3 separate regions of the Homo sapiens genome follow, and regions 1 and 3 are each linked to region 2. A link is an interaction called in ENCODE POLR2A ChIA-PET data of the cell type or tissue named here. Cell type or tissue: MCF 10A. All regions are shown on one strand.

The links. ChIA-PET counts read pairs that join two places held together with the same protein. Peaks named below come from ENCODE experiments on the same cell type or tissue, not always from the same donor. Only the 100,000 strongest peaks of a DNase experiment are listed, where the experiment ranks them.
Region 1: POLR2A ChIA-PET joins it to region 2 with 6 read pairs; 3 of 35 experiments call an interaction of 5 or more read pairs at or near these places.
Region 3: POLR2A ChIA-PET joins it to region 2 with 5 read pairs; 2 of 35 experiments call an interaction of 5 or more read pairs at or near these places.

The regions. Positions count from the first base shown.
Region 1 is chr4:128,795,467-128,797,966 of GRCh38, reverse strand. No RefSeq gene overlaps it. Among named protein-coding and RNA genes, the nearest start is that of JADE1, 13 kb to the left of the region's middle. In MCF 10A, no CTCF peak of the experiment used is centred here; no DNase peak of the experiment used is centred here.
Region 2 is chr4:128,600,337-128,602,836 of GRCh38, reverse strand. No RefSeq gene overlaps it. Among named protein-coding and RNA genes, the nearest start is that of LINC03140, 31 kb to the right of the region's middle. In MCF 10A, no CTCF peak of the experiment used is centred here; a DNase peak (open chromatin) is centred at 1,326.
Region 3 is chr4:128,391,712-128,394,211 of GRCh38, reverse strand. No RefSeq gene overlaps it. Among named protein-coding and RNA genes, the nearest start is that of LINC02615, 35 kb to the left of the region's middle. RefSeq lists a cis regulatory region at 913 and an enhancer at 829-998. In MCF 10A, no CTCF peak of the experiment used is centred here; no DNase peak of the experiment used is centred here.

The sequences.
Region 1 (2,500 bases), 200 kb before region 2:
AAAGTGCTGAGATTACAGGCGTGAGCCACCGCACCCAGCCATATATAAATTTTTTTATTCAAGTATCTGACCATTCTTAGGATGGATTCTGAAAAAGGTAAATTACTAGGTCAAAGTATTCAATGTTTTGGATTCATTTTGCTGAATTGCTTTCCACAGAAGTTGAAAAATTGCTTTCTACAAAAACATTTCTACAAAATGTTTTAATTTAGATTCTCCACTGTCAGTGTATTAGGGGCCACTTGCCCAACATAGAGCTGGACTCTATGGAAGACTAGGGCCATGGCATGCCCTTGAGGAGATATGTCGTTGGTGAGATACATAACACATACAGGAAACAAAGATAGTTTGACACATATAAGAATACCACAAACAAATTGGAGATAGGAAATCCTATCAAATGCCAAAGTCTGTTGAGAATGTTGTTTAATAAAAGAAGTAGAATAATTAAGACCAGAAGTAGAGAGAAAGAATTGGAGACTCTGGGGAAGCAGATGATGAGTTGGGGAAGGTATCCAGAAAAATCTTTGCATGGGGGGATGGGAAGGAGGAGGACTAAAAATTATTGAATGTTTTCTATGTATGTGCTAGGCAGTGTGCTAAGCATTTTACACATAATGTTTCATTTACTTCTCACAACAATCCTGTGATGTAGGTATTATTATTTTCATCGAGATGTGAATGATGTGAAACATTGAGTTTCAGAGGTATTAAGTAACTTGCTAAAGATCACAAAGCTGCTGAGAGGTGGCACCAGGTTTGACCAAGCTAGTTGGGTTCCAAAGGCCACGCCCTGAAGTACATCACTCAATTGACTCATTGCAAAGTCTGAAATATTTATCTAATGAGGAATTGTACACATGATTTGGTATCAGTGACTTGAGCCATAGTTGGCACTCAGTAGATGCTTGAGGGAAAAAATGAGGACAGAAAGAATTCCACATGCTAAGGCTTATTTCAGACATGAGACATGTCAAGCAGGATCTAAACACCTACTTAAAAATATGTGACCATGGACTTAAGTGTAAAACGTAAGCTATAAAACTCTTAGAAAAAAATAAGGGAAAAATGTTAAGATCTAGAGCTAGGCAAAGAGTTCTTTTACTTGATTGCGATAGCACAACCCATAAAAGGAAATATTGATATATTGGATCTCTCAAAATTAAAACTTTGCTCTCCAAAAGATCCTATTAAGAAGATGAAAAGACAAGCTACAGAAAATATTCACAAACCACAAATCCAACAAAAAACTACTATCTGGAATATATAAAGAACAGTCAAAACTCAAAAATTAAAAAATCAAATAGGCCAGGCACGGTGGCTCACGCCTGTAATCCCAGCACTTTGGGAGGCCGAGGCGGGCAGATCACGAGGTCAGGAGATTGAGACCATTGGCTAACACAGTGAAACCCCATCTCTACTAAAAATCCAACAGATTAGCTGGGTGTGGTGGCACGTGCCTGTAGTCCCAGCTACTCAGGAGACTGAGCCAGCAGAATCACTTGAACCCCGGAGGTGGAGGTTGTACTGAGCAGAGATCACGCCACAGCACTCCAGCCTATGCAACAGAGCAAGACTCTGTCTTAAAAAATAAAAAAAAAAATTAAAAAAAAATCGAATAATTCAGTTAGAAAATTGATTTAAAAAACGTGAACAGATATTTTCATAGAAGACATGCAGATGGCAAATAAGCACATGAAAAGGTCTCCGACATCATTAGCCATCAGGAAAATAATGTAGATTTCAACTTCGATGAGAAATCACTACAGTTACTATCAGAATGGCTAAAATAAAAATAGTGACAACATTAAATGCAGACAAGGATGTAGAGAAACTAGATAACTCATAATTGCTGATGGAAACTTAAAATGGTCCAACCATTCTTGAAAACAGTTTGGCACTTTCATATAAAACTAAACATGCAACTCCCACATGACCCATCAGTTGTACTCTTTGACATATATTCCAGAGACACAAAATCTATGTTCATATAAAAGCCTGTGCTCAAATATTCATAGCAGGCCAGGCGCAGTGGCTCAGGCCTGTAATTTCAGCAATTTGGGAGGCCAAGGCAGGCGGATCACCTGAGGTCAGGAGTTGGAGAACAACCTGGCCAACATGGCAAAACCCCGTCTCTACTAAAAATACCAAAATTACCCAGGCATGGTGGTGGGCACCGGTAATTCCAGCTACTCGGGGGGCTGAGGCACAAGAATCACTTGAACCCGGGAGGCGAAGATTGCAGTGAACCATGATCATGCTACAGCACTCTAGCCTGTGCAACAGAGCGAGACTCCATCTTACACACACACACAAAACAAATATTCATAGCAGCTTTAATGATAATAGCCAAAAAACTGGAAATGACCCACTTATCCTTCAATGAGTGAATAAACGAACTGTAGTACATACCACAAAATATTACTCAGAACTAAAAAACAATTAAATATTGATATATACATGAATCTCCAGGAATTATGCTGAGTTAAAAAAAGCCAAT
Region 2 (2,500 bases):
CACATATATATATGTTTCGTCTTAGTTTCCATCTGAGTTTAACTGAGAAAATCCCCATATAACAAACATATGTACAAGTCCCAGCCAATGATCCATTCTAGACAATGTTAAATAAACCAAATCTGGTTTGGCCAAAGAACTTAGATAGTCCCTTGGAGTTTTCTGCTACATCAGGTGTAACTGAATGTAAAATTTTCTATCTGGAATTTCAGGGGCAATTAAAACTCTTAATAATTCTTTTTCCCTTTGGCTGTACCTTTATTGGTTGGCAATGAATTGGTTGGCTTCTGACCAACATAGGAAAAAAACATACTTTTTTCTCAGAAAACTTGTGATGACAGCTGTCATTTTCCAGCTCTCAGATGCCAATGGGAATTGACCCCAATAGTCATAAGCAATAAATTTCTGTACAGAGAAAATCCTATTAATGGAGGAGCATTTTCCATTAGGAAATTCCTTCTAATAAGAAATAACTAAAAACTACTTACTGTTCTCTTTACAGTGCCCTGTCCCATGACAGGCCCTCATTCCAGGCCCCACCACAGTGATATCTCTATTGTACCACCAGCTCCCCAAAGTGGTGACAGGAGCCCTGGGCCTGAGCTGCAGCAGTGACTCAGCACGCCCCAAATGTCTCCAAGTTTCCAAGGCCACCCCACAGTTGTATAGTAGCTCCAGTCAGGCTCCTGGGGAGGTCTGTCTGACCTCATTACCATGGAGCAAGACAGGATTTTGTAGAACATGCTTTTTTCAGTCTCTTTAAAGAGCACAAGCCAGGACACACAAAGACTAGAAGCTGGTTTCTAGGAAATTTAACCTCTCAAAATATGGGCATCATTGAATGTCCCTGATACAGTCATTCTTCAGCTGCCACTGTCTGAAAACAACATACACAAAAGATGAAAGACAACTTTGAATGACAAGCCCCCGACTCAGGACTAATGATAAGATTATTAAAGTCACACATCAGCCTACCAGAAGCAAAAATTTTCTTCCCTGAAAGAGTTGAGAAGTGTCACTGTCCAGTGAGGCATTTATTTTCAAACTAAATCCAGTTAAGAAGCTGGGCTGCTGGCCATAACTCCTACAGAAACTAACGTATACTTCTGTGCCTCTGACAGCCCGGCCCAGTGATGAGTACACAGTTGTAATTGAATTGCATTTGATGTTGTTTGCACTAACACAGCACCAGACTTCAGGACAAACCACAGCTCTGCAGAGCAGAGTTCTGGCCCACTCTCCCCCCACCTCACCCCCCGTGGCTTGGGTCTGCCCTTGTTGTCCTGACCTGCCGGAGGTTTCATCAGCATTACCTCTGACTCATACTTCGCATTCAAGAGCAAGATGAATTCGCTAGCAATGAGTACCTGGAAGAGGGCCAGACTATTGGTACTAAAGCAGTGCTGGCCCCAACACAGCTCGCTGGGCCAGACGTTGATGGGAAATGGCTGACAGCAGGATAAACAAGCAGCTCCCTTTTTGGTGAGCTTCAGGGGAATCAGGTGGACAGAATCAAGGCTTCAGGTATGCTCTTCAGAGGCTCTGTGGAGTGGTGGGAGGCTGTAAAACAGCACTGGAGATGGTTGTGGTTCTCCCCCAGCAAAAGCACCGGCAGGAAGAAAGGCAGATTGGCAAACAGTGTGGGCCCACAGTGCGAGCCAGGGGAGAAGCCATCAGGTGACACATCAAGCCGTGAGAGGCAGCTGGTCAGGGACCCCTCAGTTCCCCACCGTCCTGCAGAGACATGGGGGGCAGTGTCCGTGCCTCCCTCCCTCACCACCTGAGCTGCTCCACAAGAAATTCTGAGCGCCACTGGGCAAGTAGAGGGAACCAAATGCCTCAAGATGGAGAAGAGTGCAAGGTCTAACTAGCAGTACTGTGGAAGAGCAACACAGACAAGAGGTGTAGAATTAGCTGGGCAGGGTGTATGGGTTCCTTCCGGTGCCTGCATACCTGAGAAGAAGTCATTCGTTGAGCTTAGTTTAGGTTTTAAGGCAGTTTTGGTGTTTGAGGCTTATTTAGCACACATAAGTCCAAGGTAGCATCAGACAGAATTATAAACTTCATGTGACTTTTCAAAACAACCCAGTGAGCCCATTGTTAGCAAATAGCAGTCAGCCGAGATAAGCGGCCATTCTAGGAGCAAAGGCACTTGTGCCAGGAAAACAAGAACAAGCACGAGCAAGAAGCAGGGCAATGCAATCCACAAACACAATTCATGCTTTACAGCTGTGAGACAATGCTTCTTTTGCTTGGACCTCAGGCTCTGCAAACTGCAGCACAGAGGAGGGTAAGTGTGCAGTGGCCCCTAGAGAAGAGTGGTCAGTAATGAAATTGCACCCCACTTTACTTGCCCCTTTGTGTTCCTGGGTCACTGCCAGGCTGTCCCAATCCTGCAACATGTGGAAAGCCAGTGTGTTCAGATGGAATAGTAGGGGATGCAACCTAAAGAGATTACTAGTAAGATTTTCCAGAAAAAGAAAAATAACTATTTTTTAAG
Region 3 (2,500 bases), 210 kb after region 2:
AACTCCTGACCTCAGGTGATCCACCCACTTCGGCCTCCCAAAGTGCTGGGATTACAGGCGTGAGCCACTATGCCCCGCCTAATTCATTCTTCTTAATGCTAGGTGAAGCCACAATTTTAGTCACAAAAGAAAGCTTTGGAAATAATTGATGAAATAAGCTTAAATATACCTTTGTTTGATATAGGACAATGTGTTGGCTGATAACTTGAAATTTTTCTTACACCTAAAAGTAGCACCTTCCATTTAAATTTAATATGCTAGGATATGCTTGAAAGAAAATTTAAGGCCTTTGAGTTCCCATGGAGGAAGTCGGTTTTGAAATGAGTTTTGAGAGATGAACAAGATTTCACCAGGTAGAGTCTGGAATGGGAAATCATTTCAGGAAAAAAATAATGTGGAAATTTTAAAATAAATAAATGTAATTTCTGACAGCTCTGTCAGAATGTCACTTCTGAAGTAAAAAGTAAGTTAACACAAACACTTCCTCTCAAATAGCTCAGCTATTCCCTGCCCTGAGCCTCCCTTACCATCCTTCCCACCGCTCTCCCTCCCTGCTGCCCGCCCATCACCCCTCCGTGAAACAAACACAGCATATCAAACTGGAAGGCAGTGATGATGAGACAAGGAGTCCCACTTGACAGGAGCAAAGCTGAATAGCTCTTTAAAGCCAGACTCGAAAGCTCTGCCATTTGAGCCTTCATGTCATTTCATGATAAATGATCCTTTCCCAACAGTTTGCCACTGCTATTAAACAGGGGTCCTAACAGGGCCCTCCCATCTACACTCTACCTTTGTAATTAGCACGTTTGGTCTCTGTGCATGTATTTCATGGGTGACTCACTTATAAGCTAAGTGATAAGTAACCAAATTACAAGGCTATAAATATATCAACTGCTGCCTGGGAGAAAGCCTGAGTGGTTTCGTTTATGAAGTCAGCAATATTCTGAACTGATTCTTACAACAGAGCTTAGTTTTCTTTTCCTCCCTCCCCCTCCCCACTTAGGTAATTTGATATTGTATATATCTCCAATTATAAATCACAAGTGAATTATTGGAAAAATGTAACTTGGGCCTGAATGATTTTAATTAGAGCAACATTTTTTATTCATAAGAAGCCTTAGCTGGACAATTTCCAAAGAAACTACATCCACCCAAAACATTTGGAAACAGGCAAGAACTCTTGGTATGTAAAGCAAATCTGGCCTTCACCAACTGTCTTGCTGTCTTGGTACCATCATTGTGTTTTATCTGTCCAAATGGGTGCCAGTTACTAAATTTTAGAAAGAAATGTATTAGGTAAGAGTCCCCAAAGTGTGATTTCACATGTGAAAAGGACAAAAGTTGACGATAATCATTATTATAATGAAGACAACTAACACTGAATGGAAATTTACATTCAACACTTTCCCTGTTTCTACTGTCTAGTTTACCCTCCACACTGACAACAGAACTTTTTTAAAAATTATCATTTTAATAATATAAGGATAGGGTCTCACTATGTTGCCCAGGCTGGTCTCAAATTCCTGGGCTCATGTGATCTTCCCGCCTTGGCCTCCCAAAATGCTGAGGTTACAGGTGTGAGCCACTGTGCCCAGCCAGCAGAGCTATTTTTATTTAACTTTTAAACATTGTCCTTCTTCTGCCTAAAAACTTCTGTTAGCATAAAGACTGAGAAATTAATCTTGACTCCTCCTGTACTATTATTTGTCATGTTGTAGTTCCATCTCCTCCTTGAGAGTAAGAGCATGTTTTACCCATCTTTGTATCCTAAGCACCTACCATAGACCCTGACACAAAATTGGTGCTTATCAAACATTTCTGTTGAACTACGAACTGAACCTCTTTAAACAAGAGATCTGATCTCATGTGAATACACATATATATGTTTTCTATGAATTTCTTGTTGTTTTAAACTTAAAATTGAAACTTCTCAATGTGACATAGGGGACTTTTTGCAATCTGATTCCGATCTTCCATTCTGGCATCATCCCCTACCCCTCCACCTGAGCACCATATTTGTGCTCAGCTTCTCCGATATTAGGGCAAAGTTTTGTTCTCCTCCTAGGCCCATTGTCTTTTTAATATTCAGTTAAATATAGAACAAATGATCTCATTTAATGGAAGCTGAGTCTTGAGGCAGCACCAGTAAAGGTCAGAAGCAGAGACAAGAGTGAATTGTGGAATATCGGAGCAAAAGCCAGAAAACAAAGATACTGTTAAAGAATGGGAGAGAAAATTCAGACTAGAATTTTTTTTTTTTCTAAAAGCTAGAACATGACTATGGGTAATGTTTACCTATGCATGGGATAAAGAAGAAAGGGATGCATTTCACCCTGAGAGATAAAAAATTAGAAAGTTGGTCCCAAGTTTAAGATAACCCCTAGAACAGAACTAGATGTTAGGAAATATGTGCAGAGTTCCTCACGAAGTAAGTTATTTTATTGATGATGATGAGTCAGTACAAAGTCACCACAATAGTACCATGCTCCATGTTTGCTAT